2 separate regions of the Homo sapiens genome follow, and region 1 is linked to region 2. Evidence: read pairs that join two places in POLR2A ChIA-PET (ENCODE). Cell type or tissue: A673. All regions are shown on one strand. Each heading gives the region's core, and the rest is flanking DNA. Links, peaks and the distances in the headings are about the cores only.

Region 1 (15,396 bases), core at 3,252-11,251, 99 kb before region 2:
TGAGGTCAGAAGTTTGAAACAAGCCTGGCCAACATGGCAAAACCCTGTCTCTACTTAAAACAGTACAAAAATTAGCCATGCATGGTGGCAGGCACCTATAATCCCAGCTACTTGGGATATTGAGGCACGAGAATCACTTGAACCCAGGGGGGTAGAGGTTGCGGTGAGCCGAGATTGCGCCACTGCACTCTAGCCTGTGCAACAGAGTGAGCCTCTGTCTCAAAAAAAGGAAAAGAAATGGAAGAATGGATAAATCAGTTGTGGTATGTGCGTATACCACATGTTGTGGACTGTTTGTAGTTCCCCAAAATTCATACATTGACATCCTAACCTCCAGTGGGATGGTATTAGGAAGTGGGGCCTTTGGGAGGTAATAAGATCATGATGGTAGAATTCTACCTCATGAATGGGATTTAGTGCCTTGTAAGAAGAGACTGGAGAGTTTACTTCCTTTCTGCTTTTCACCATGTAAGGATACATGAAGAAGATGGCCATCTGCAAACCAGGAAGCAGGTCATCATGAGACACCAGATCTAACAGCATCTTGATCTTGGACTTCTCAGCCTTCAAAACTGCGAGCAATAAATTTCTGTTGTTTAAGACACCCAGTCTATGATATTTTGTTATAGCTGTCCAAACTGAGACCCAGATATATACATACTACATGACCTAGAACAGGCAAAGCTAATCAATGGTAGTTACTTTTAAGGAGGGTATTGACTGAGAGAGGAGCCCAAAGGAACTTTCTGGAGTGCTGAAATGTTCTATATCTCAATCTGGATGGTAATTACAAGGTGGTGTTCACTTGTGAAACTTCATTGAGCACTTAAAATTCATGCACCTTATAGTTTGTGTGATATAATTCAATTAAAAAAATGTTTAGCCCCCAAAGGCCCTTCTTTTCTCTTTATCTGTCACAGTTATTTTATTTTACATGAAGTCTTGGTAAAGAATCTGTGCTGTTTTATCAACTTCCATGTACTGTCTTCTATAGAAGATCTACTTATCATTTTATGCATGCTGATCTCGTCCACTTGCCAAATATAGCAAATTGACCCAAGTAAATTTGGCTGTTCACAATTATTAGATAATTTAGAGGATAGTGGAGGTCACCAATTGTTAGACATAGGGGTGGGCTCTAGGTCTCCCCTTAATAACCTCACTTTCATATGACTTATTACAATGAAGGAAGTTTTTGTAGACAAGATTCACCTTCAAACATCTATTAGCAAGAAAACACAAAAGTAGTCCTACAATCTATTCCCAAAATTCAGGGAGACCCTAGATTTCTGGCTTTTAGGCAATCTGATATTCATCTTGCGCGCGCGCGTGCGCGCGCACACACACACACACACACACACACAGAAATAGAAAAACTTAGCAAGCCTAGCAGCCTTCAGAGTGGTACTCTTGGCCTGGAGTTTTGATTTAGTTGAGTTTTCTGCCCCTTAGTGATGAATTCTCTCAATTGCCCTAACCAAAAGTCTAAAATATTATAATCATCTGCCTTGAATAATTTTTCATGGATTTTTTTCCCCCTCGCATTTAAAGTCCAGGTTAGAATGATAAGTCCATTCTACGAAGCCATCAGAGTTGGTATGGAACTACAGGATGTTGGGACTTGGCTTCCTTCTATCTTGCTGCTTTGCCACACCTATGGTGTTTCCTTCATTTGCTTGGTCCAGTTTTGCTCATCATCCACATCTAGCTAGTTGAAGAAAAGAGAAAGTGAGGTAAGAGAATAAATTCATTGCATTTAAGAATTACCTGGAAGTTGCACACATCACTTCCACTCATGTCTCATAGGCCAGACATTGTCTTACTAAGCTTCAAGGAAGGCTGGAAAAATGTAGTTTTTATTTCTGATTGGCCATACATTTTGTTGAAAGCCACAGGTGATTTTATTATTATATAGGAAGGAGAGAGCCAAGAGATAAGTGACAGTATCTGCCACAATGACAAAATTGGTTTAGGTCAGCTTGCAAATCTTCTGTCTTAGTCTGTTTTGTGTTGCTATAAATGAATACCCGAGGCTGGATAATTTTTTTTAAAAGAGGTTTATTTGGCTCACAATTTCGCAGGCTGTACAAGAAGCATGACACCCACCAGCATCTTCTTGGCTCCCAGTAAGGGCTTTTCTGCTGAGTCAAACATGGTGGAAAAGGTCAAAGAGAAGCAGGCATGTGTGAAGAAAGACCAAATCTGAGGGGCACCCTGGTATAACAACCCATTGTTTCATAACAACCCATTCTCATGGGAACTAACCCATTCCTCTGAGAGCCAATCAGAAGGGAAAGTTACTGGCTACTACAAGAACAGCACCAAGCCACTCATAAGGGATCCATCCTCATGACCCATACACAATCCATAGCATCTTCTCAGCAATATGTACTCAGTTGGTCCCTCCTTCCTTGAAACATTCCACTCTTTAGCTTCTATGGTGCCATATTTTCATAGCACCTCTCAGGGTCTGCTTATTCTAGCTGCTGTACAGGCTTCTCTTCTTTTATTCATTATCCAAAAAATTCGAATGCTAGAGGGGTCAGTCTGGGATCCTCCCATCTTTGTTGTCTATACTCTTTTTAGGAGAGCTCATATAATGACATGACTTAAAATGTCTGCTATATACTAATAGTTCCAAAATTTATATCTTTAACCCTGACTTCTTCAAACTCATACCAACTGCCTACTTGACATCTTTACCTTGATGTCTAATAAGCATTTCAACCTGAAACTGAGGGCTAACCTGATTTGGCCCACCAAACTTAACTTGTCTCATTTGTTTTTAGTTAATTTTAAAAGCTACATATTTAATAGCTAAAAGTCATGTAGCTAAGCAATATATACATAAAATTCCATTAGCTTCCTTACAGATTACATATCTGAGATATAGGTCACCATGGTAATGGTTGCTTGTTTTTCAGGAACTTAGAGTTAGCTCTTGTCCAGCTTAAGCCAGCTGAGACCAACAACTCTTCAACTGGGCCTGCATGAGTGTCCAATGGGTGACCTTTTGGCATCACAGGACCAAGAGCTCCACCCTCAGATCATGCTAAAGCTGCAATTTTGTGGACATGTGTCCTATGAAGAGCTATGAAGCTTGACTATGCTTGTGCACAGCACCAGTTGCCTCACTGTTTCTTACCCCAATTACCTTTCCCCATGCCTCAGACCACCTTGCTCCTTTATCCCGTAAATACCCTAAAACCCCATCTTTGGGAGCTGGATTTGAGATCTGTTCTCCTGTCTCCTCACTTGGCTGCTTCATGAATAAACCCTTTCTCTGCAGCAAAATTTGATGTCTCAGTGATTGGGCATATTGTGCAACAGGCAGAACAAGCCCAATTCAGTAACAAAACCAAATCTTCAAAATAGAGCAATGCTATTACCCTAGACTAAATGTTCTTAATATGAGGCTGGGAGCAGTAACCAGCCTCATAATTAAGAAGCTGTTTCGAAATGTAGGTGGGATTTTTCATTGTCACAGTGACTGGGGGTTGCTACTTATATTTCTTCTGAAATCTCTTTTTAAACTCAGCATTATGTTTGTGAAATTTATCAATGTCAATTCATGTAGATCTAGTTTATTTTTCTCACTGTATAGAATTTCATTATTTAATTATATCACAATTTAATTTAGTTACCCATTCTTTTGTGGTGAACATTTAGTTGATTTCCAGTTCCCTAAATTTACAAACCATATTGCTATGAATATTCTTTTTTTTTTTTTTTTTTTTTTAGCGACGGAGTCTTGCTCTGTCATCCAGGCTGGAGTGCAGTGGCATGATCTTGGCTCACTGCAATCTCCGCCTCCCAGGTTCAAGCAAGTCTCCTGCCTCAGCCTCCCAAGTAGCTGGGATTACAGGCACGTGCCACCATGCCTGGCTAATTTTCGTATTTTTAGTAGAGACGGGGTTTCACCATGTTGGCCAGGCTGGTCTCAAACTCTTGACCTTGTGATCTACTCTCCTCAGCCTCCCAAAGTGCTGGGATTACAGGCATGAGCCACTGCACCCCGCCCGAATATGCTTGAACATGTTTTCTTGTGTACAGATGTGAACATTGCTCTAGAGTATAATCTTTTTTTTTTTAATGAGACAGAGTCTTACTCTTGTCGCCCAGGCTGGAGTGCAATGGCGCGATCTTGACTCTCTGCAACCTCCACCTCCCAGGTTCAAGCAATTCTCCTGCTTCAGCCTCCCTAGTAGCTGGGATTACAGGCATGCACCACCATGCCTGGCTAATTTTTGTATTTTTAGTAGAAACAGGGTTTCACCATGTTGGCCAGGCTGGGAGTATATTCTTTAGAGTGGACTTTCTGCACCATCAGCTATGCACATCTTAAACTTTAATAGATATTATCAATTTGTTCTCAAAGTAATTGTACTAAGTGTATACCCAGAAAGATGGTCTTTTAGTGTACTGACTTACAAAGTTATGCTATGAGAGATGGATACCAGTATGAGAGAGAGTCCTCTCCTAGGTACTGTAAATGAAACATGAAGCTTCCTGGTCTGCCGCCAGGAATTCATTTTCCTCAGAGGGTGTGTCTGCATGGAACTCTGCTTCTGGAAGGGAACGAGGGAGAAAAAGAAAAGATAAGAAAAGGGTTGGACATGGTGGCTCATGCCTGTAATCCCAGCACTTTAGGAGGCTGAGGCGGGTGGATCACCTGAGGCCAGGAGTTCGAGACCAACCTGGCCAACATGGCGAAGCGCTGACTCTACTAAAAATAAAAAAATTAGCCAGGCATGGTGGCGGGCGCCTGTAATCCCAGCTACTCAGGAGGCTGAGGCAGGAGAATCACTTGAACCTGGGAGGCAGAGGTTGCAGTGAGCCGAGGTGGTGCCACTGCGCTCCAGCCTGGGCGACAGAGGGAGACTGTCTAAAAAAAAAGAAGAAGAAAGAAAAAGATAAAAAAGAAAAGACAAGAAAGGGAGAGCAAAGGACCAGGGACCTGATGAGAACATGAAATAAATGTTTTTTTTGCCGGTGTGACTTCTGATAATAGGCTGTACTGCAGTTCTGCCCAGATGTTGTGGGACATGAAGAAGCAGTTATATTTGTTTAGGTGGCTCTGTCTCTAGGCAGATTCTGACTCTTCTTTCTATTCCCAGTGTTAAGCCTCCATACCAGGACATTAACAGGCATGTAATAAACAGTTAGCTGAATGGATGAATGAGAGTACCCTGACACTGATATTATTTGTTCTGTTAAATACATATATTCTCACTGACTTGATCAAAACAAGAATTAAGGTTTCAATTGTGTCTGGCATAAAATAGAGAGTAGATAAATATTCTTTGAGTGGATAAAAGATAATCTAATTAATTTGAATTTAAACTACCTGAGCACAACCCTGTTAAATATGTTTTTTCTCATTGGCCTTAAGAAAAGAAAAAAGAGCCCAGAGCAGTTTGAACTATGTGAGGTATGCGGAATTTATCAGGCACAGAGAGATATGAGTTTGGGACTTCAGTCATGTCCCTACACCCCTGTATTAGTTAGTTCTCATACTGCAATAAAGACATACCCAAGACTCGGTAATTCATAAAGAAAAGAGGTTTAATTGACTCATAGTTCCGCATGTCTGGGGAGACCTCAGGAAATTTACAATCATGGTGGAAGGGGAAGAGGCATGTCTTACACAGTGGCAGGTGAGAGGGAGCGAGCAAGAGCAGGGAAAACTGCCCTATAAAACCACCAGGAGAACAGCATGGGGGAAACCATCCCCATGATCCAGTCACCTCCCACCCTGTGTGTGGTTCCTCCCCTCCACACTTGGGGATTATGGGGATTACAATTCGAGATGAGATTTGTGTGGGGACACAGAACCAAACTATATCAGTCGCCATGCTTGGGGGGCAATTGTTTCAAGTCACTTTGTCCCTTACTACCTGCTTCATCCATTTTCATGTTCTTCGAATTTGTGATACAAAGAAGAATGTATAGCCAATCAATAGCTTGTTATTGTAATGTAAGTTATCGGTAAACAATTTAGGAACTGCCTCTTCTTTTTTCTTTAAAAGCTACTTGTAAGTGCTGCTAATCAGAGCATATATTCAGGGCAATTTGAATCCATGCTCTCATGTGGCAGTCCTCAAACTTGGCTCAAATAAACTGTCTACTTATATTAATTTTGCCTCAGTTTTTCCCTTTAGGTTGACAATATTGCATCAAGTTGAATACTCACAGCAATTGTATGAACTAGGTAGTATTTATTACCGGCCCTATTTATACCTGAGGAACAGAGAAGTTGAACAACTTGTCCAAGATCACAGTTTCACAGCAGGAGGACCATTATTTGAAGCAGGCAGTCTGATTCCAGACACCCAGTTTTTACACGCTGTACTGTATTGTTTTCAAAACTCTAAGATTTCATGGATCTTTGATTTTTTTTTTAAATTTCACTTGTCCTTTTTTTTTTTTTGAGAACTACTACAACACGATGTGTGTGTGTATTCACACACATTTTTGGAAAATATCTGAAAAAAAACCCAAAGCACTTCACATGAATGGAGGGCCAAAGGAAGGGCTGGGGTACAGACGCCGTCCAGAAATACTTAAAAATAAATGTTTATACTAACACAAACTAGCAGCCATTCCCCTACAACCTGGAGTACTTTTTAACCCAATCTGTTTGGGATTGAGGGCGGGACTCCAGGGTCCCTGGGAGGCCCCGGCAGCCGCGCATGCTCAGAGCACAGGGACCGCTCCACCTCGTCCGTGGCCCTGCCCACCCAGGCCGCAAGAGCTGCCGGGACGGTCCCCATCTTCTTGGAGCGCTTTAGGCTGGCCGGCGGCGCTGGGAGGTGGAGTCGTTGCTGTTGCTGTTTGTGAGCCTGTGGCGCGGCTTCTGTGGGCCGGAACCTTAAAGGTGAGTAACTCTCGGTGGCTAATGAGAAGCTACAAAAGGGTCCGCTTTGCTGGTGCGCGACTGCGCGTTTCCGTTCTTTACTGCTTCTCGCGGCGTCCGTCCGCCCCTCGCCTTCCTCACGTTCAGGCCGAGCGCCGCGTGGGCCGCAGCCGGAGGCGGCGGAGCCGAGGGGGCGCGGGCGGCGGCGAGGCTGCCCCCGCGAGGAATGCGGGATCCTGGGGTTCCCCGCACGTGGCTGGTGCCCAGGCAGTTCCGCGGTTGCTTAGAGACGGGACTGTGGCTGCCCTCATCCCCATTGCGTCTTTTTTTTTTTTTTTTTTTTTTACCTCCACCGCCTTCTAGTCTCACCGAAGGCTTGTGGCCATCTCTGTAAAGTTTCTGGGGAGGTGGGCACGGGGTAAACGCCGGAGGGTTCTGTGGAGCCTATGGGACTGACTGGAGGCCAAAGAACTTTGGGCCGCAGATGTACACCAGCGTCACTCTTTTGGTCTGTTAGGGCCTTCATCGCTCACATCAGGTTTCAGTGTGAAACGGGAAAACGTGGGTAATATTTCATTTACAGTCGTACATTCTGGAAAAGTATCTGATGAAACGCAGTTCCAAAATTAGGCCAAATAGGTTTTGCAGGGTCTAAATAGTTATTTTATTTCATCGTTTGCTTTGTAGGGGGCCCTAGATCACGGTAGTAACTTAGGAGTGTAGATTGTGATAGACAAGACAATGCATAAAATTGAGTAATTTCTCTAGGGGGATGTGGATCACACAGTACCCCGTTGCAAGTGCTTCCTATGTGTATCCATGGTATCGAATGCAATTGCAGTGTGTCAGGGGATGCTTCCAGGAAGTGTACCTACATCAGTTCATAACTAGAGTCAACTAATGGCAATATTCTCGATGATTTGTTCACATAACTTTTGTACAGTTGGGATGACTGGGTGGCTTAGTAGAGTCCTGGAGGCAAGTACTTTGTAAGTAGAAGACTTGGTTTGTAATTTCTAGCAAACTAATAGCACAGCTTCCTTTTTTCATTGCAGTGCTAATGTCAGGAATACGAAACAGGAAACTGGCTATCCAATGTATTAGTAAATTAGTAGGCATACTCCCCAGTTTAATGTTGTGTTAGTATGACCACATTCTCCCATTTTTGTTTTCGTATGTTCCTTAGCATAGAGTATCTAAGGAACTGTAACATTTTTCACCTTAAAGTTATGATGTCTAACTTGGTAACAAGGTTTGGGTAAGTCAGTTGTGACTACATTTTAAAAGAAATGAGGCCGGGCGCGGTGGCTCACACCTGTAATCCCAGCACTTTGGGAGGCCGAGGCGGGTGGATCGCCAGAGGTCAGGAGTTCAAGACCAGTCTGACCAACATGGTGAAACCCCGTCTCTACTAAAAATACAAAAATTAGTCAGCCGCAGCCGTGGTGGTGGGCGCCTGTAATCCCAGCTACTCAGGAGGCGAAGGCGGAATCGCTGGAACCTGGGAGGCAGAGGTTGCAGTGAGCCGAGATCGCACCATTGCACTCCAGCCTGGGCAACAAAAGCGAGACTCCGTCTCAAAAAAAAAAAAAAAAAAAGAGGTGAACCCATACCAAACAAATGCACAGAGAGCCATGGTAATATACAGATAGATAGTTATCTGTTTAAAACTGGAAATGGTTGGTAAGTGATTGGAGTTTTTTTCCCTAAAGCTTGCTTGACCAGCTAAGTGAAGATAAACAGTTTCTTGTTATAGAAGATGGGGTAGTGATTTACTGAAAGACAAGTTTTTTATAGTTTTTAGATTTTTTCATCACTTATTCCAAAGTGTTGCTTTGTTGAGATATTTGAGAACTGAGTAAAGAAACTGAACCCGTGAAAATAGAAATTCTTGATTTTTTAAGAAAACGGGATATTAATACTTTGTAAACATTATCTTTCTATTCTTGAGTTTTATATAAAAAATAACTTTATGCTAATTTGGGAAATTTTACAGATAGCCGCAATGGCTGAAAATGGTGATAATGAAAAGATGGCTGCCCTGGAGGCCAAAATCTGTCATCAAATTGAGGTATGATTCCTGTGCTATAAACTGCAAAAACAAGTTCCTTGAAAGAAAATACAGAAAGAACATTTAATTCTAGTACATGGACATATTCAACATTTGGTTTGCCTTTGATTCTTAGATGAACATATAATAGCATACAGTTTTATATTGGTGGAGCCAGGTTGTGAAACTTAAGATGTACAAACATTTCAAAAGGTAACACTATAAACTAGAGTTACTTAATCTTTTTAAAATTTTAGTTTCATAGTCTCATATAAAATTTTAGCTTCATAGTCTCATATAAAATGAGAATAATAGTAGTTCCCTCCTCATAAGGTAGTTTGGAGGATTAGTGAATATAATGTTAAGTACTTAGAAGAATTCCTGACACATAAGTAACATAAAAGTCCTTGGTAAAGTACCTTCCCTGTTAAATAACACTATATTTTTGATGATCTTAGTTTTTTTCTGCCCAGTCAGTTCTCAGCTATTGTAACTTTAATATAGTTTTTTTTTTTTTTTTTTTTTTTGAGATGGAGTCTCACTCTGTTGGCCACGCTGGAGTGCAGTGGCACTATCCTGGCTCACTACAACAGTATTGGCTCACTGCAGCCTCTGCCTCCTGGGTTCAAATGATTCTCCTGCCTCAGCCTCCCAAATAGCTGGGACTACAGGAGCACGCCACCACACCTGGCTAATTTTTGTATTTTTAGTAGCGACAGGGTTTCACCATGTTGGCCAGGCTGGTCTCGAACTCCAGACCTCAGGTGATCTGCCCACCTCAGCCTCCCAAAGTGCTGGGATTACAGGTGTGAGCCACTGTGCCCAGCCAGTAACTTTAATATAGTATCTGTTTTCAAAACCCTCTTAGCATTTTTTCAAATTTAGGTATTATGTTTATGTTAACGTAATACCTCAAGTGATCCGTAGTACCTTTGCAGTACTGATGCAGGAGGATGGCTTGAGTCCAGGAGTTAGAGACCAGCCTGGGCAACATGATGAGGCCCCATCTCTACAAAAAAATTTTAAAAATTAGCTGAGTGTGTTAGCAGTTTACCTGTAGTCCTAGCTACTTGGGAAGCTGAGGTGGGAGGATTGATGGAGCCCAGAAGGTAGAGGCTGCAGTGGCTGTGATCATACCACTGCACTCCAGCCTGGATGACAGAGCGAGACACTGTTTCAGGGGGCGAGGGGAAGAAACTTGAGAGTCTTCGTGAGCATACTCTGGCTGGGGAGGCTGCCTGATTTGCAAATCGTTCTTTGTTCAATTAAACTCAAAAAGAAAAAAACCTTAAAATCTTTACAATATCGATAATGGTTGCATGGGAAATTATCTCTAAACTTAGGTTCTTGCTAAGAACCCCTCAGATCATATTGTTTGGTGTGGGGTTTTTCTGCAATTCTCAGAACTGCTTTTTTTTTTTTTTTAAGCTGCACGTCTCTGCATTTAAAATGTCTCATGTTCCTTTTTTTGGTATTAATTTCTTTATGACTATGAGGAGAAAAATTAGAAATTATTCATTCTGTGTTTAATACTTAGAACAATACTAAGATGTATATAGAAAAGGTTGTATCTCTCCCACAACCTGCTAACTCTCAAATCCTACTCTTCTGAGGTTATCAAGGTTAAAAGCTTTTGACACTTTGCTTCATGCTCATACTAATTTTTTTAGTGGACCTTATATTTTACAACAGTTCTAGGTTTACAGCAAAATTGAGCAGAAGGTACAGAGATTTTCCATATATCCCCTGCCTCCACACAAGCATAGTGCCTTCACCTTTTAAAACATCCCCCACCAGAGTGGTACATTTCTAACAATTTTATTTCCTTCCCTTTCCCCCGCTAAATATAGGATGCATTTTTGTGGAGAAAAGTTTTGTAATCAATAATCTTTTCATTCTCCTCTTTAATATGAAGGATGTTTCTAATTTTTTTAGCTGTAATCATTCTTTGACAAATATTCTTATATATAAATCTTAGTAAACATGTTTATTGATTTCTTCAAGGAAAATTCTTAGAAGGAGCCATACTGGCTCAAGGATTATGCACATTTAAAAAACACTGATAATTGTCAGTTTACATCTACCTGAATGGCTAGTTCTCTGTGTTCAAGTCAATACTAGGTAGTCTTGGTTTTCTTTCTAATCTTAGCCAGTTTGTTAGGTGAAAAATGCTGTCTCGTTGCTTTAAATTGTATTTCTTTGATTAACAATGAAATGAGGTTGGATTTTTTTTTTAGTTTACAGTACATTATTTATTTATTTATTTTTTGTGATGGAGTCTCACTCTTGTCTCCCAGGCTGGAGTGCAGAGTGCAGTGGCGTGATCTTGGCTCACCACAACCTCCACCTTCCAGGTTCCTCAGCTTCCCAAGTAGCTAGGATTATAGGTGCACACCACCATGCCCGGCTAATTTTTGTATTTTTAGTGGAGACGGGGTTTCACCATGTTGGTCAGGCTGGTTTCGAACTCCTGACCTCGGGTGATCCACCTGCTTCGGCCACCCAAAGTGCTGGGATTACAGGCATGAGCTATTGCGCTTGGCCTATTTTTTATAATTTTTAAAAAAATCATTAGCTGGGCATGGTGGCATGTGCTTGTCGTCCTAGTTACTTGGAAGGCTGAGGAGGAAGATCAATTGAGCCCGGGAGTTTCAGGCTGCAGTGAGCTGTGGTTGCACCACTGCATTCCAGTCTGGGCAACAAAGCAAGACCCGATCCCTGAAAAATAGTGTCTTTTTTTTTTTTAAGACAGAGAGACAGTATTGCTCTCCTCTCAGGCTGGAGTACAGTGGCGGTGATCTCAGCTCACTGCAACCTCCACCTCCCGGGTTCAAGCTAGTCTTGTGCCTCAGCCATCCGAGTAGTTGGGATTACAGGCGTGCACCACCATGTGTGGCTAATTTTTGTATTTTTAGTAGAGTCAGGGTTTCACCACTTTGGCCAGTCTGTTGTCGAACTTCTGGCCTCAAGAAATTGACCCGCCTCAGCCTCCCAAAGTGCTGGGATTATGGGCTTGGGCCACCGTGCGAGGCCAATAAAATATCCTTTAACTGTTTTCTATTAGGGTGTTCTCTTTTTACCCTTCTTCTTTGTTTGTAAGAATTCTTGACAAAATTTGTTTGTCTTTTACTTTTTATGTTACTTCTGGCATTCCAAATAGTCATACTTGGGTTTTTCCTTGGCTTGTATATTGAGAGTTCCTCTATGCTTAAATTTGAGAAACATTTACTTTAACTTTTTTTTTTTTTTTTTTTTTTGAGGCAGCGTCTTACTTTGTTGCCCAGGCTGGAGTACAGTGGCACAATTATGCCTCACTGCAGCTTCAACCTGCCAGGCTTAAGCAATCCTCCCACTTCAGCTTCCTGAGCTGGGACTAGAGGCACGTACCTCTATTTCTTATTTATTTTATTTATTTATTTATTTTTTGGAGAGCTGGGGTCTTGCCATGTTGCCCAGGCTGGTCTTGAACTCCTAGACTCAAGCAATGCACCCACCTCAGCCTCCTAAAGTGCTGGGATTAGGCATGAACCACCACTCCTGGCCCCCCACCCCCTTTTTTGAGATGGAGTCTCACTCTTTTGTCAGGCTGGAATGCAGTGGCACAATCTTGGCTCACTGCAGCCTCTGCCTCCCGGTTTCAAATGATTCTTCTGCCCCAGCCCCCTGAGTAGCTGGGACTACAGGTGTGTGCCACTATGTGCAGCTAATTTTTGTATTTTTAGTAGAGACGGGGTTTGACCATGTCGGCCAGGGTGGTCTCAATCTCTTGACCTCCCAAAGTGCAGGGATTACAGGCGTGCGGCACCGTGCCTGGCCCCGTCCCTTATTTTTTAATTTTAAAAAATTAGAAGGGCAGGTGTGGTGGCTCATGCCTGCAATCCCAGCACTTTGGGAGGCCGAGGTGGGCAGATCGCTTGAGATCAGGAGTTCAAGGCCAACATGGTAAAACCCTGTCTCTACTAAAAATAACAAAAATTCGCTGGGCGTGGTGGTACATGCCTGTAATCCCAGCTACTCAGGAGGCTGAGGCAGGAGAATCACTTGAACCTGGGAAGCGGAGGTTGCGGCAAGCTGAGTTCATGCCACTGCACTCCAGCCTGAGCGACAGAGTAAGACTCTGTCTCAAAAAAAAATAAGAATTGAGTGATTAACCAATTTCTTCCAGTTCTTTTTATTTAACCATCTGTTCTTTCCACACTGATTTGCAAGAGCCTTTTCATATAATCTTTAAATATATTCTTCTTTAAGGTTTTCTAGTCTATTGACACATCTGTTACACTATTTTAGTAATTGACATTTTAGTTTTATCTTTTTGCTAATTTGTAAACATTATTGTATATTTGGGGAAAGTGTTTTGCCTTTTGTAACTTATGTATTTTTAAATAACAGAACTTGGTACTGTAGAGTAATGTCAGGATTGGAGTCCATATTATACAGTGTTCTGAAATACATTGTAATTATCTCACAGTATTATTTTGGCGACTTCAATTTGCCACGGGACAAGTTTCTAAAGGAACAGATAAAACTGGATGAAGGCTGGGTACCTTTGGAGATAATGATAAAATTCAACAGGTAACAAGCTTTTAAAAATAATCTTTAGGTTTTCTGTTTACAATGAGTGCTACTGCTGAGTCTTATGTTTTTATATGTACTCTTCAGGTTGAACCGTCTAACAACAGACTTTAATGTAATTGTGGAAGCATTGAGCAAATCCAAGGCAGAACTCATGGAAATCAGTGAAGATAAAACTAAAATCAGAAGGTCTCCAAGCAAACCCCTACCTGAAGTGACTGATGAGTATAAAAATGATGTAAAAAACAGATCTGTTTATATTGTAAGTGGGCCTGTAATGCATTTAAATATCTTACATTTATTTAGAAAGTAAAGTACGGAAGAATAAGGGCTCAGGAATCACAGCCTCACTAATTACTGTATGTCCTTTCGTAATATTCTTAACCTAAGTTTCTTTTGTTTTGTTTTGTTTTGAGACAGTCTCATCCTGTTGCTCACGTTGGAGTGCAGTGGTGTGATCATGGCCCACTGCAGTCTTGACCTCCTGGGCTCAAGTGATCCTCCCACCTCAGCCTCCTGAGTAGCTGGGACTACAGGTGCATGCTACCATGCCTGGCAAAAAATTTTTTGTAGAGACGGGTCTTCCTGTGTTGCCCAGGCTGGTGTCAATCTCCTGGGCTCAAGTGATCCAATCACCTTGACCTCCCAAAGTGCTGGGATTACAGGTGTGAGCCACCATGCCTAGTCCTAAGTTTTATCTTCATAAACGTGGATATTTTCTACCTTGTAGAACTGTTGTGAGAATTAAATGAAAAAAAATATATATACCATTGGATGAAATCTTTGACATATTCTAAGCACCTATTGCCTATTAGCTGTTCTTATTTATCAGCAGCTAAACTTGATTGCAGTTTTCTTTAGTGTATTTTTAAATAGTTTTTTATTACGGAAAATTTCAGATACATATATAAATAGATTCAATAATGTACCATCACCAGCTTTAGTAGTTAATAACAGAACATGCAAATCATCTTGTTTTATTTCTGCTTCAACTGAATTATTTTGAAGCAAATACCAGATGAATCACTTTTATTGTACTGGAGAGTAGTGGCTCCTAAACAAGGCTGTTAAGTGATTAACAAAGAGAAATAGAGATAGATAGGTATATCCTGGGTTCATTTCAAGAAAAAATGAATCAAATTCTCTCCAATTGTTTATCTGAGAAGTCATTATTTGTTATTTGTACATTTCTTCCCACTCTTCACAGAAAGGCTTCCCAACTGATGCAACTCTTGATGACATAAAAGAATGGTTAGAAGATAAAGGTCAAGTACTAAATATTCAGATGAGAAGAACATTGCATAAAGCATTTAAGGTATGATAATACAGACTTTTTCTAGTTTTAAAATATATGGGACATAACTTAAAAAAATATTTTCCTTCCTTTTTACAGGGATCAATTTTTGTTGTGTTTGATAGCATTGAATCTGCTAAGAAATTTGTAGAGACCCCTGGCCAGAAGTACAAAGAAACAGACCTGCTAATACTTTTCAAGTAAGTCTTTTTGCTGATGTTTCTCCTGGCCTTTTACTTATATGGACACACACTAGGGTAAGGAGCATGGAAGTAGTATCCCCTGAAAGGCCAATATTCTTAGTATCTTTAGATGACCTTTGAGAAATGCTTGATATTTGTTCAGTGAGAACTATAGTCTTTTGAGACTATAAGAAAAGTGTTCATTAGTACCTTTTCACTGTTAACAATTTTTTTTTCTTTTTCTTTTTTTTTTGAGACAAGTTTCACTCTTGTCACCCAGGCTGGAGTGCAGTGGTGTGATCTTGGCTCCCTGCAACCTCTGCTTCCTGGGTTCAAGCGATTCTCCTGCCTCAGCCTCCTGAGTAGCTGGGACTACAGGCGCGTGCCACCTCGTCCACCTAATTTTTGTATTTTTAGTAGAGATGGAGTTTCACCATGTTGG
Region 2 (15,396 bases), core at 3,670-11,669:
CTTCTCTCCTACCTTCCTATAATAATCTCTCTCATTCCACCCTTTAGCTTCTTTGTGCATTCGATGTTAATTTATAAGGTTAGGAAAATTTTTATCTTGGCATTTTGGGGTACTTAAGAGTCTTCCATTAGAAGCAGAGATTACATTTAAGAGCTCTTGTGTTTTGATATTTAGGGATATTTCACTGTATTTTAAAATCAAAATTAACACTAAAATATATATTATAGCAAATACATAGATGTTGATTAGTAGTATGTAAGCATGCATATATTATGTGTTTAATGTAATTTGTAAGCACATTTATAAAGTGTATCAATTTATGAATGTGACTGTGTATAATGCTAATATTATTTTCCTTCAGGATGATCAGGATGGTAGTCAAGGTCTGGGCAAGAGAAAAAGGGTAAAACTAAGCAGTGGCACCAAAGGTATTTGTATTTATTATTATTTTTTTCCTTGAATAAAATGCTTCTAAAAAATGCCTAATCACTAAAAATACTTGATGGGCTAGCCATACTGACATCAAAGCTGTTTGAAGGGAGGCTTATGTTATTAGATTTATCTAATAAGTCTTGGAGAAAGTATTGTTAAGCGATTACTATTGGGTTTTGTTCATTATTTTCATCATAAAATATGCATTATCATATTTGAGTCCCCCCCAAAAGGAAGTCTTTTCATTGATTGACTGATTTGGCTCCAGTGTTTTTTGTGTGAATTTGTAGTTTGGCCTAGTTCCTTTTATAATCTGGGGTATGCAATTTCTAGAGTGAAAAAAGACAAGGGAGATGACATGGTGAGAGAGAGACAGAGACACACACACACACACACACACACACAGGGAATGAACAAATAGTACTTAACACGTCATAAAGGCTCAGTAGGGACTCATGTGTTTACTCAAAGGAGAAAGTATTATAAATATGCTTTGTAGTGAGGGACTAGATTAGTAATAATAATGAGTAATATTTATTGAACCTTTTGTATGTGTTAGACATGTTAGAGATTATGGCTAATGAGAGGTAGATCCTAAATTCATATCCCAGAGCCTAAGCTTTTAACCACAATGTTTACTTGACTGTCACTAAAAGCTTTTCTAGAATACTTGCGATTAGTTGACAAGTCTGTGCTTTGGATTTTTGCCAGGGATTTTCATATCTTAACGTGTGGTTGGTTTAGAAAGTCTCCAGAGGCTAAAATGTTATTTTGATGAAAATAAATTTCTTACTTCTGCTGTTGATTAAGTGTATCTTGTGAAATATCTAGGACTGCCTAGAAAGGTGGAATATGCAGGCACTTTGAGTTGCAGGTTCCTTTTCTAAGTCTCAGTTACTATGCTGCTGCATTTAACTTGGGGGTTGCTAGGAAAGGGTATGGAATTTGATCTGCAGTCCAGGATGCACACATACAGGTATGTTCTCCTTTTTTCTGGCTCAGCAGAGAACCTGTATGTCTGAAGGAAATTAGGAACTCATATGGCCTTCTGGCTCTTTAACTTATCAGATATTAAACTGAGTCCTTGTGACACATCTGAGTTGGAGATTGTTAGGCACATAGTTGAGTTTAAGCTTTAGGGGTGCCCAGAAAATACCTGCTGTGGTGTAAGAGGTCATTGTTTTCCTTCAGCCTGGTCACACTCTGACTGAAGATACTTTTTATGCAGACTTAAGTTAAAGTGTTTTTTTCTTTGTCTGTTTTTAAATACCTGAACTTTTTTCACATGTGTGTTTGGATTGAGTGCCTTCTCTTCCTTGTAATGGTAAGAAATAGTACTGAAATTTAAAACTTCATCAGTTACCATTTTCAGTTTAAGTATGTACATGGAAGGAATGGCTTTGTGAATTAGAACCCCAGGTGTTTTCAAAAACTGACCTTATTTTGAAGATATCTGAAGTTTGGGGAATGGCTCAATTTTTGTAAGAATTTTGTTCCACAGCTTGAAAAGTGCACTGAAAAGAAAATATGTAATGGTAAGGAAGAGGCCAGACACTATGCTAACCTCATCACTGCCTGTTCTCTAAACCTGCATTTTAAGGGTGAGGAAACTGAGGCCTTGAGGGCTTTAACTATATGGCCAAGATTCCAAGATTATTGAGCTAGTGAGTTGCAGAACTTGAACTCTGCTCTCTTAATTAAAACCTTTGCTTTAGTCATGCATTTACAGTACATAATGATTCTTTAAAAATCTCTTTTTACAATTTGACTTAAGGTAGTTTACACATTGTTAAAAGTCATGTCAAGATTTAAAGATAGTCAAACATAACTAATGGAAGCATTTCTGACTACATTTTCATAATATTACACAATATAACACGTGCTTTAACATCTTGGGAGACTGACATCACCTATTTTAAGAACAACAAAGAAGACATTGCTGGAGTTTTTTTGGTCTGCAGATAAAAATATTGAATTCTACATAACTGCAACTATTTTTATTTTAGCAGAAGCCACAGCTTTCCTGGTATATTCAGGTTGTTTAATTGATTTAAAACATTGTTAATGTATATTTTCTTTTAAGTGCTTGACAATTAATAATAATTATGATGGCTTCAGGCTTTTCATTTGCCTAATGCAGGCTTGCAGAGTCATAACTATGAATTCTATGATTAATAGTACTAGTTTTATTCAGCTTTGTAAATACATTAAGAAGCACTTACCAATGAGAGCTTTCATTTTGGTAGTCTGTGAAATTATCAGTCACATTGTGTTAAGTGAATTGTGAGAATTAAATTAGGTACAGCAGTGTGCTGTGGATTATAATTTATTTTTTTCAGCACAGGGTCTCACTGTGTTACCCAGGCTGGAATGATCAGTGGCATGGTCTTGGCTCACTGCAACCTCTGCCTCCCAGGCTCAAGCGATCCAATCCTCCTGTCTCAACCTGCCGAGTAGTTGGGACTACAGGCGCATGCCACCCCACCTGGCTGATTTTCGTATTTTTTTTAGAGACAGGGTTTTGCCATGTTATCTAGGTTGGTCTCAAATTCCTGAGCTCAAGCCATGTGCCCACCTCAGCCTCCCAAAGTGCTAGGATTAAGGTGTGAGCCACTGTGCCGAGCCTATATTATAATTTTTAGTTACAAATCTTAAATTCCTGCTACCTGATTCTCTTGGGCCCTGTTTTTATTACTTTTTATCTTTGAATCTGTCAGTGAATTCTTTTGACTGTATTTTACCTCATTTCTTGCAATCTTGGTTTTTGTTTTTAAATCATTGTCATGCCCTGGAAATGATCTGTTTCAGGAAGAATAGATTTCTGTTTTATAAGTAGAAAATTCTGAGTTTTGAAAATAATTACTTAATTGCTAATAATAAAGAAATGTAGCCTGGACAACACAGCAAGACCATGTCTCTTCAAAAAATAAAAAATAAATTAGCAGGGTGTGGTCTTGCACACCTATAGTCCTAGCTATTCGGGAGGGTAAGGTGGGAGGATAACTTGAGCTGAGGAGTTTGAGGCTGCAGTGAGCTATGATTACGCCACTGCACTCTGGCCTCCAGAGTGAGACCCTGACTCTTAAGAAAAAAAAAAAAAAAAAAAAAAAAAAAGATGTATAGTGTTACAGTGTACTTGTCTTTGTATGTTAACCACTACTATATATCACTTATGTCACCACTGAAATGGAATTAGGGAGTTGGAAGATATTTTTGCCTTTCTGTAGTTAAAATCATAATATCTTCAGAAAATACGATATTTTGGTGCTGTTTTTCTTGTTATTAATGAAAAAACTGCGTTAAAGTTATATCTAATAAGGACTGATTCAAGCCTTAGTAAATGCAGTGTTTTGTAAAGAAAGTGATGACATACTGAGCTTGTTACTCATTTAGACCCATTACCTGGGGAGATGTGGTATGAACACATTATTCAATATTAGAAGAAGTATAAAGCTGGGGTAGTGTTAATTGAAAAAACTCTACAAGGTTATCCTGGAAGACACCTTGAACAGTGATGTAGTTAGGGCTGGACCTGAGGATTTTGATGCGTGTGAGATACTGTTTTTTCCAGTCTCTCATCTAAGTTTAGCCCCTGCTTAAGCAGTGTCACTGGAGCCAGTACATCATAGTTGACACTTCTTGTATCCTCTTGATGTCTTTGTGGATAATGCTTTCTTCCATTGAATACCTTTATTTAAAAAGGGCATCCATTCCCCCCATTCATTTTTCCACTTACTGCTTTATATTAAAATATATGCATTAAATTTTTTCTTATTTATATACTGTGTACATTATAGAAATCTAGCTTGTCAATATTATTGCATTATTGTAAGGATATTTTTAACTTTTAGATACTTTCCCATTTTATGGTTTATGGGTTATTAGTTATAAAATGAGATGAGCAACTTCAATCATTAACTGATAAATTTCATTTTTCATGTGCAGATCAATCCATAATGGATGTTTTGAAGCATAAAAGCTTCCTAGAAGAACTATTATTTTGGACTATAAAATATGAATTCCCTCAAAAGATGGTAACTTTCTTACTCAACATGCTTCCAGATCAAGAGTATAAGGTATCTATATATTTTCCTGCTTTTCTGAACTTAGCTTTTCTTTCTTTGCCTTTCATTATTAAATCTTTTTTTGATATATTTCTCAGGTGAAGGTTGATATAACACTATAAACAAGTGTTAGTTTCTTCTCTTGATAACACAAGTTCTTCACAAAAGGCACAGTGTCTTAGCTTTGTGGCAAAGCAGCATTACTCAGCAGAATTCCAAAGGATTGCTTTTCTGCATGGAACTTGGTCTGGAGGGAATGCTGGGGAACAAACATTGAAACCACAATTTTTATTTTGCAGAAATAAATATGTAGTTACAAATTGTTCTAAATCCTCTGAAGAAGAGTACAAGGTGCTATAAGAATGTTTAATGGGGGCAATTGAATTTAGATTGTGAGATCAGGCTGGGAAAAGCATGGGTTGAAAAGTTGCTGGTCACAACTGCTAAAGAGAGAACAGTTATTGACTCATATACAAATGTTGGCAGGTGAAGTTTCTAGTCCCAGGGGGTCAGAACCCACCTGTTACTATCTTACGGTTATGGCAAAATGACGAAGCTCGGTGTATGAAAAGAAAATAAAGCATGCTGTTATTTTTATGGTGTAGGTTAGGAGAGACACTTTGATAGTGTCATTGTTTTGTGTGTCTTTATATCTGCTAAAAAAAAAAACCAGAGAAAATGTACATGTAAAGGAAATAAGAGTAAAAATAAATACGGCTGGGCGTGGTAGCTCACGTCTGTAGTCCCAGCACTTTGGGAGGCTGAGGTGGGCAGATCACCAGAGGTCGGGAGTTTGAGATCAGTCTGGCCAAACCCCATCTCTACTGAAAATACAAAAATTAGTTGGGCGTGATGGCGTGTGCCTGTAATCCCAGCTACTTGGGAGGCTGAGGCAGGAGAATTGCTTGAACTGGGGAGGCGGAGGTTGCAGTGAGCTGAGATCATGCCATTGCACTCAGGCTTGGGGACAGAGCAAGACTCCGTTTTGGGGGAAAAAAATTTTTTTTTTTTCTTTAACCATCAAAATATTTTGCAAATGTTCCAAAAAAGTGAAAGACTACCTCACCATCGAGATTTTTTTTAAGTTATCTTGGGCATTATTATAAATTAGTAATAGCTGTAAAATGTTAACATGATATATTGAAAATGATTTTAAATTAAAAATTAAAACTAATGTGTTTTTTCCTTTCTATTAAAATGTTTACAGGTTGCTTTTACAAAAACTTTTGTTCAGCATTATGCTTTCATTATGAAAACACTGAAGAAAAGTCATGAATCAGACACAATGTCTAACAGAATTGTGCATATTAGTGTTCAGTTGTTCAGCAATGAGGAGCTAGCCAGACAGGTAACAGAAGAATGTCAGCTGCTGGATATTATGGTCACTGTGCTATTATACATGATGGAAAGTTGCCTTATTAAAAGTGAGCTACAAGGTAACTCAGAATTATATTCACTAGTTCTATTATTATCAGTATTATTATTCTAGTATTATTAGTGTACTTCATATACTTAGTAATATTACTAATAATGATACTTAGTATTATTAATCATATTCTAGTATTAGTGAACTTTGTATAACTAGTCTTGAAAACACCTTATGTTTAAAAAAATTATAAAATAATACATGTTTGTTACGGACATCTTTGAAAATTTCCAGTGAAGTTTAAAGAAAAAGTTAAAAGCACTTGTAGTTTTGTTATTCACAAATACCTGTTGTTAGCACTTTGCTATATTTCTTTTCTTTTTGTGTAATGACTATATTTATAGATACAATAAATACTTTTTAAAAAGTTGCCATAGTGTACATGTCAAAAACATGCATTTTAATAAGTGCAGGTATTAATATCATGGCTATACCATAATTTATTTAGTCATTTCCTTATTAGACATGTTTCTGCTTTTTTATCATAAATTTGCTGCTATCAGTCTTAGATATTTTTACATGCTTATACTTTTATAACTTAAAAATTGGGATAAATCTTGCCTTTACTCCCTTAGTGAGAACTTTATATTCTTCTTTTGTGCCCACTATGTGGTTGATACTCTTCAACCTGCCATAATGTTTCTGTACCTCTTCCCATTCTCATTTCTCTATAGTTACTCATCTTAACTTTACCTCCCTTAAATTCTATATATATGTATATGTGTGTATATATGTATATATGTATATACACACATATATAAATACATACATAATTTTTATTATTATTTTTTGAGACAGAGTCTTGCTCTGTACCCCAGGCTGGAGTGCAGTGGTACGATCTTGGCTTACTGCAACCTCCGCCTCCTGGGTTCAGTTCAAGCAGTTCTGCCTCAGCCTCCTGAGTAGCTGGGATAACAGGTGTACATCACCATGTCTGGCTAATTTTTGTATTTTTAGTAGAGATGGGGTTTTGCCATGGTGCCCAGGCTAGTCTTGAACTCCTGACCTCAGGTGATCCCCCTGCCTCAGCCACCCAGAGTGCTGGGATTACAGGTATGAGACACCACGCTTGGCCAATAATATATAGTATTTAAATATTTGCTATGTACCTGGTACTGTGCTGAATACTATTTATGTATTGTTTCAATTAAGCTTCTGAACAAGTCTCTGAGATTGGCATTATTATTATCCTTGCTTTAAAGATGAGTACATTGAGGCTTAGGAAAGTTAAGCAATTTGCCATAGGTTATACAGCCAGCAAATGACACAGTTAAGAAGGATTTCCTGGCTCCTAATGTCAGAACTCTTACTATTCTTAACCTTGACACAGCCAGTCCCTGTCAAAGACTCTTTGATAGGATGTGTCTTTACTTGTTGGCACTAGGAGCTAAACTTTAAAAATAACAACAAACAATACTTCAGATTAATTAAATCTTAGGACCTCTCCATTCTCTGAGGAGGAGAAATCTTATAGTTGAGCCTTGCTTTGTTCCACTCTTGCCTCTTTGTGCATATCAGCTCCTGTTTTCTCCTTATACTGATAATCTGTCTGTTCTCAGGTGTGACACCATGTCCTGAAAATTGATATGAACTCAGTGCAAGGCATAATGCGTTATATATAATAGCTAGCTAATTATGATAGCTACCATCTCTAGAGTACTCAACTATATGCTAGACTCTTTTCTCAGTACTTTATATGCATTATATCACTTAACCATCAATAATTCTTTGAAGGTATTGTCATCTCCATTTTATAGATGAGGCAGCTGAGGCATAGGGAGTTGAAGTCAATGATCTGTGATCTTACAGCTCTGAGTGGTAAGGCCGGGTTGTCTAACTTCAAAGCCTGTACTCTTTCTTACCTACTTTGTGAGTCTGCCTTCCCATTGTAGGTATAGTGGGAGCATAATACATTATTTACATTAAAGAATATACTTCTTCACCTTTTTTTTTTTTTTTTAAAGATGGAGTTTCACTCTTTTTTTTTTTTTTTTGAGACGGAGTCTCGCTCTGTCGCCCAGGCTGGGGTGCAGTGGCGCGATCTCAGCTCACTGCAAGCTCTGCCTCCCAGGTTCACGCCATTCTCCTGCCTCAGCCTCCCGAGTAGCTGGGACTACAGGCACCCACCACCACGCCCAGCTAATTTTTTGTATTTTTAGTAGAGACGGGGTTTCACCGTGTTAGCCAGGATGGTCTCGATATCCTAACCTTGTGATCCGCCTGCCTCGGCCTCCCAAAGTGCTGGGATTACAGGCGTGAGCCACCGCGCCTGGCTGGAGTTTCACTCTTGTTGCCTAGGCTGGAATGCAATGGCGTGATCTCAGCTCACTGCAACCTCCGCCTTCCAGGTTCAACTGATTCTCCTGCCTCAGCCTCCCGAGTAGCTGGGACTACAGGCGCCCGCCACCATGCCCGGCTAATTTTTTGTATTTTTAGTAGAGACAGGGTTTCACTGCATTGGCCAGGCTGGTCTTGGACTCCTGACGTCAGGTGATCCACCCACCTCGGCCTCCCAAAGTGCTGGGATTACAGGCATGAGCCACCATGCCTGGCCTACTTCTTTGCTTTTTAAAGGAAAATTTAAAAGCTGCTTTATGTTTTAGTTTTACTAACTTCATGTAATATGATCTATTCTTTCCTAGAGATTTATCTACATATATTGCTTTTTCTTTTTTCCTTTTTGAAATAGTATCTGCTGTCATTCAGCTGTATCAATGATATTCTTATATTTTATTATATATTTAAAGACAGACTTTTCACAAAAATGGTGTTTTTTTTAAATTTTTTTACTTTTTAATTATACTTTAAGGTCTGGGGTACATGTACAGAATGCGCAGGTTTGTTACCTAGGTATACATGTGCCATGGTGGTTTGCTGCACCCATCAACCTGTCATCTACATTAGGTATTTCTCCTAATGCTGTTCCTCCCCCCGCCCCTTGCCCGGCCTGGTGTGTGATGTCCGCCTCCCTGTGTCCATGTGTTCTCATTGTTCAACTCCCACTTATGAGTGAAAACATGCGGTGTTTGGTTTTCTGTCCTTGTGATAGTTTGCTGAGAATGATGGTGACCAGTTTCATCCATGTCCTGCAAAGGACATAAACTCATCCTTTTTTATGGCTGCAATAGTATTCCATGGTGTATATGTGCCACATTTTCTTTATCTAGTCCATCATTGATGGTCATTTGGGTTGGTTCCAAGTCTTTGCTATTGTGAACAGTGCCGCAATATACATGTGCATGTGTCTTTATAGCAGCATGATTTATAACCCTTTGGGTATATACCCAGTAAAGGGATTGCTGGGTCAAATGGTATTTCTAGTTCTAGATCCTTGAGGAATCGCCACACTGTCTTCCACAATGGTTGAACTAATTTACACTCCCACCAACAGTGTAAAAGCGTTCCTATTTCTCCACATCCTCTCCAGCGTCTGTGGTTTCCTGACTTTTTAATGATCGCCGTTCTGACTGGCCTGAGATGGTATCTCATTGTGGTTTTGATTTGCATTTCTCTAATGACCAGTGATGATGAGCATTTTTCATATGTCTGTTGGCTGCATAAATGTCTTCTTTTGAGAAGTGTCTGTTCATGTCCTTCACCCACTTTTTGATAGGATTGTTTTTTTCTTGTAAATTTGTTTAAGTTCTTTGTAGATTCTGGATATTAGCCCTTTGTCAGATGGATAGATTGCAAAAATGTTCTCCCATTCTGTAGGTTGCCTGTTCACTCTGGTAATAGTTTCTTTTGCTGTGCAGAAGCTCTTTAGTTTAATTAGATCCCATTTGTCAATTTTGGCTTTTGTTGCCATTGCTTTTGGTGTTTTAGTCATGCAGTCTTTGCGGCAAAATGGTGTTTTAAATTCATAATTGAGAAAACAAAATTTAGAAGTACCTGTTCTTTTAAAAGAATCTGGAGTCTCTTTTCTTCACTAGGTGATTTAGCTGTGCTTATTACATGTGGTTTGCATTTGGCCTTTAAGGGAGAATATTTGGGAACAAGATGAGTCTTAAACCTGCCTCCCTTTTTTTTTTTTAATAGCTAGCTTTCCTCACTTTTTATATTCGTATCCTTACCTACCTCATTTTAATGTTCACTCCCATTGTTCTATTGAAATCTACAAAATTGTCCATGACTCATGTAGACATAGTCCTAGTTTTCCCAGAATAGCCTTAAGTTATGCCTGTTAGTCTGACGTAGTTATTAATACAATTTCTTTTACACTCAAAAGCGTCCCAGTTTATATGATAAATTATGTGGTTTACCCTTTTTGTAAACTACATGTTGAGGAAGCCAGTGGTCATAGTTTAAACTTTACCTTGCTTGATTTTCAGTAGCATTTCACACTGTTGATTCTCTTTCTGTGGCCCAATACTCTTCTCTACTTGTCCTATCAATATTGGTGTTTCTTGGCACTTTGTCCTAGTGTCTCTGCTTTTCACACTTTTCCCATATTTTTCTGAAATCATATTATATGGTATCAGTTGCTTTTTACATATGCTTCTAATGCAGTTAGTCTTTTCTGGAAATTCTTATACAAATTGAATTTTCAACAAGCTGAAATAAAGATTGGTAAGATCTTTAAATATAATTTTTTTTTAGCAGTAAATTACATTATTTCCAGCCAAGTTCTAAAACTATCTTTGGAAGCCTTCAAACTTTGCCATACTATTTTTTCCTCTTTCAGTAGTAGCATAAGATATCATGATATATATTTACTGCTTTTCTAAAAGTATCATAAGCTTTTCCCATTTTTACACTGAGTATTAGAATAAACCTTAGCTGTACTGAACTACCCATAACTAGCCACGGATATTACAACAGGATCTCTGTACTTTCTTTTTATTTTTTAGCAGCCTCTATCTAGCCTTGTCTTGAATTGTTGTTAGATGATATTTTAAAATTTTATCTATACTTTTAATAAATACAGGAGCTGATACAATGAGAATTTGGCCACAGCGATAGCTGAAGACTAAAGGGAAAAAGCCTTATAGTAGTATGTGATTCCTACCTTCTACTTTTACTTTTTTATATTCAATTTTATACCATATGCTTTGTGGTTCCAAACATAGCTCATAATTTTTCATGTCCCAGAAATTTTAGAATTTATCTTTTGAAACAGTCTTTGTAAAGTGGAATCTAAAACCATGTGTTGTATGACATAGGAATGTCTGTAGATGCTCATAATCCCAGACTGCCTTTCCTCCCTGCATATCAAACTACTTATTGAACTATATTGTTTGGATGTCTATAAACACCTCAAACACACAGTGTCCATAGCGAAGACTCATTATTGCTCCATTAATCTGGCTGCTTTTACATTATCTTGTGTGTGTGTGTATGTACATGAGCACATGAATGTGTGTTTTGATTCCACTGTCTAACTATCTAAACAGCTGTGCAGCCTAAAAACCTAGGAGTTGTCTTTGACTTCTTTTTATTCCTTGCAGATATAGCACACATTACCAACTCTGTCCTTCAAATCTTCTGAATATCTTTACATAGCCTCTTCATCACTGCATCTTTTTGCCACCACCATAGTTCAAACCATGGCCATCTCTAAGCCTCTTATCTCTAGTTGTTGTCACTCTCCTTCAGTCACTTTTTACATTACACTTCTTATAATGTTCTCTCTCTTAAAACCCCCTAGTGGCTTTCCATTCTCTTCATGTGAACTCTAAAGTCCTGACGCTGGTTTATAAGACCCTGTAGCCTCATTTGTACCATGCATCCTCTGTATTCTTTCTTCAAGTGATTCTAACCTTTTCTTAGGTACTGCTCCTTCCGCGTATAGCACCATCTGCTCCACCATCACTAGTTTTATCTGGTTAATCCTAATTCCTGCTTTATTTTATAGGCCTCAGTTTAAACTTCACTTCCTCAGGAGAGTCTTTTTTTTTTTTTTGAGATGGAGCCTTGCTCTGTCACTTAGGCTGGAGTGCAGTGGCACAATCTCGGCTCACTGCAACCTCCGCCTCCCGGGTTCAAGTGATTCTCCTGCCTCAGCCTCCTGAGTAGTTGGGATTACAGGTGCCTGCCACCACGCCCAGCTAACTTTGTGTTTTTAGTAGAGGTGGGGGTTTTACCATGTTGGCGAGGCTGGTCTCGAACTCCTGACTTCAGGTGATTCGCCCATTTTGGCCTCCCAAAGTGCTGGGATTACAGGCGTGAGCCACCATGGCCAGCCAAGTCTTTTCTTGAATTGTAGTCTCGCTTTATTTGTTCTTATGAGTCCCTCTACTTTTCCCATTGCAGCCCTTATCACATTCTGCCTTCTTAGATGTTAATCTCCATGAAGACAGAGATCATCTAAATCTTGATTTATTTATCACTTTATTCTCAGAGATTAGTTGAAAACTTGACCCTTAGTAGGTGCTCAATAAATATTTGTTGATGAGTGAATTTAATTTTACACTGAATCATTGCTCTTTATATCTGTAATGAGGAAAGTACCAGTTTGAGTAAAAATAGAAGTCCTAATCATTTTATTTCATTAATGATTCCAAGGCGTTTTTTACAAGAACAGTAGTATTTAAGCAGTGTCATGAAAATAGTGAGTTTGATTAATTATATTCTGCTTATTCATCCTCTGGTTTCAATTATATAGAACAGTGATTCTCAATTTTTAACTTAAAAAAAATCCCAACATTCCTTAGCACTGTTGCATCAATATCAATGGCTCACTAGCTCAGAAGTGGAACAGTAGTTGTCAGTCATGGCCAGGGGTTAGTATAAATAATTTGTAAAAAGCCCCTAGTCCTTACTTCCTCATTGAGTTAGACCCTCTCTCGTCCATTGAGAAGTACTGAAAGAGAGTGTACTTAACTTCAGTGGACCCTGTTCTTAGATATTGTTAAACTTATTTAATATTTGGTAAAATAATTCTGTGGACTGAAACCTAAGTTTAATGTGTGGAAATTAAAAAGTGCAGTAGAGGCCCTCCTGACTGATGAGTATGACAGGTAGATAGGTAGTTGAATAAGTTGGTTAAAGTGAGGAATCATTTAAAAAATATGAGCCGGGTGTGGTGGCACATACTTGTAATCCCAGCTACTGAGGAGGCTGAGGTGGGAAGACTGCTTGAGCCCAGGAGTTTGAGTCCAGCGTGGGCAACATAGTGAGACCCCCATCTTTGAAAAAATATATATATACCTTAAACATTGTATTTTAACTTAAAACACAGAACTGTGTGTTCATTCTCCAGGCTTTTAACTTTGGGCAAAGTATTTTCAGGATATGATTTCCTTGACTGGAGTTCTCGCTCATCTTTTTTATAAATAGCACATCTATAAAGCATCATCTGTGGATCCAATTTTAATCTCTTTAAAATAGAGTTAGAATATAAAGCAATCTGAGTGTAAAATATACTTAGGCTTTTATGATTTTTCTGTCCCAAGGTTTTTTAGCTTTTTTTCCTGGCACTTGTTTTTATTTTATTGTCTCTCAAAAGCATATGATTCAATTTCTGTAATACCTCTCTGTGCTTTCATATGTCATTAGTTCATATACTTTTGATCTAAATTGTGTAATTATGATAAAAAGAACAATTAGCATGAATAGAAACAAAAATTGACTCTAGGTAACCATACGCCCCAGCCTGTGTACAGGGAATGAGCTATGAGCCTTGAGCATTCCATGTATTATGGGTATTAATATGTTTTACAGTGGGAATGGAAACTTCCTAGTCCAGTGAGTCAGTGAAGTTGGAATAGGTTAAAGAGAGTGAATGCATATATACTAATAATTTTTAATGATAAAGATTTCGTACAAGCCTATCCTCCCACCACCCCCAATGATGTATTTAAACTTTGAGGATTTTTTTTTCAAGGCTTAAGAAGTTGGTGTGTGTGTGTGTTTCTTTTTTTTAAATGTGTGTTTTTTATCTTTGAAATATTGTTTGCTAAAGATTGTATTGATGTATTTTTTGCATAGAAGAAAGCAATTAAATGTACATCTCTTGAAATCATACAGATTTGGTTGATAAGATGAAATGAGATTAATCTAGGGATAAAAATTTTTTATTGATTTCAACAGAAAATACTGCATTATATCATTAGAATCAAGAAAATAAGGTTTTATAAACATACAGCTACCTCAGTATCATGTCATATATTGGACATATGGTAATAATTACTATAATGATATACTAAGTACTTTTGTTAATGCTTCATGTAATTCTTTTAAGATGGATGTTTTTATTTTCTACTTTATAAATGAAGAAATTGATTCAGAGAGTGTAAATATTGTGCCTAAAGCCATATAGGTATTAAATGGAAGGCTGGGGTTTGAATTTAGGTATATCTGATTCTAAAGTATATATATTCTGTATTATTGGTTAAGCTTTTTAAAAAAATCTTATGAAATTTTTGGGTTGTGTGTGTCTTTTTTTAGATGAAGAAAATAGTTTACATGTGGTAGTGAACTGTGGAGAAGCATTACTGAAGAATAACACTTACTGGCCTCTTGTTAGTGATTTTATTAATATTCTTTCTCATCAAAGTGTGGCCAAGAGATTTTTGGAGGATCACGGTTTGTTAGTTACATGGATGAACTTTGTATCTTTCTTTCAAGGTATGAATTTTATCCCTTTGTTAATTTTTTGGTTTACAAAATTCCTAATGCTAAATTATTAAATATCAATTAAAATACAATAGCACATCATTCACGCTACACATGAAATAGCTCATTATTTTAATTGGTATTTGTAAGTACTTTAATAAATTGTTCATAAAACATACCAAGGAGTTAGGAAAAATGTCAAATGATTGAAAAAGAAACAGGAGTATAACTTTTTAAGCATTTAAACAAATTTAACTTAATTTTTTTATTTTTAGTAGAGACAGGGTCTCACTATGTTGCCCAGGCTGGTCTAGTACTCCTGGGCTCAACCAATCCATTTGCTTCAGCCTCCCAAAGTGCTGGGATTACAGGGATTAGCCACTGTGCCTGGCTTTGAAGCATTTGTAACCATTAATCTAGAAATGTGAAATCTATTGTCTGAGAAAGATTCGTAACACGTAAAGCTTTCAACTAACATCAATTAAAATTTTTTTGACTTTCTTATCAAAAGATATTCAGTTTATTACATGAGATAATTCATAAAATGTTTCTAAGAAAACCTAGTTTGTAAAAAATTCTGAAAGGACTAGATTGTTTCATTTTTAGTAATTTACTTATTTCTATATGTACTGTGTCAGTAATGCTATTTGTGTGCATAAATGTGTTTGGGACTGGGAAATGTACTTGATATTTAACATGAATGTGTGCTTCCACTTGACAAGGTTTATATCTGCTTTAATTTTTGCCAGGTATGAACTTAAACAAGCGAGAACTAAACGAGCATGTGGAATTTGAGTCTCAGACCTACTATGCTGCCTTTGCTGCTGAACTTGAGGCCTGTGCACAGCCAATGTGGGGGCTTTTATCACATTGTAAAGTTAGGGTATGTTGGAAATATTTTTGTTAATTTCTGTGTTT

The links. ChIA-PET counts read pairs that join two places held together with the same protein. Peaks named below come from ENCODE experiments on the same cell type or tissue, not always from the same donor. Only the 100,000 strongest peaks of a DNase experiment are listed, where the experiment ranks them.
Region 1: POLR2A ChIA-PET joins it to region 2 with 10 read pairs; 6 of 35 experiments call an interaction of 5 or more read pairs at or near these places.

What each region holds. Positions count from the first base shown.
Region 1 is chr2:169,792,100-169,807,495 of GRCh38, forward strand. SSB (small RNA binding exonuclease protection factor La) reads left to right here and starts at 6,772. Exons shown (of 12, transcript NM_003142.5): 1 at 6,772-6,877; 2 at 8,853-8,927; 3 at 13,375-13,478; 4 at 13,566-13,740; 5 at 14,686-14,793; 6 at 14,872-14,972. The coding sequence starts at 8,862. LOC124907905 (a long non-coding RNA gene) reads left to right here and starts at 1,552. Exons shown (of 2, transcript XR_007087290.1): 1 at 1,552-1,733; 2 at 2,925-3,294. RefSeq lists an enhancer at 6,555-7,055 and a silencer at 7,007-7,206. In A673, for the core only: no CTCF peak of the experiment used is centred there; a DNase peak (open chromatin) is centred at 6,732; H3K4me3 peaks cover 1,889 bases; H3K27ac peaks cover 1,016 bases.
Region 2 is chr2:169,890,804-169,906,199 of GRCh38, forward strand. It overlaps UBR3 (ubiquitin protein ligase E3 component n-recognin 3), which reads left to right. Exons shown (of 39, transcript NM_172070.4): 6 at 362-428; 7 at 4,378-4,508; 8 at 5,704-5,932; 9 at 14,311-14,490; 10 at 15,228-15,361. Among named protein-coding and RNA genes, the nearest start is that of UBR3, 71 kb to the left of the region's middle. In A673, for the core only: no CTCF peak of the experiment used is centred there; no DNase peak of the experiment used is centred there.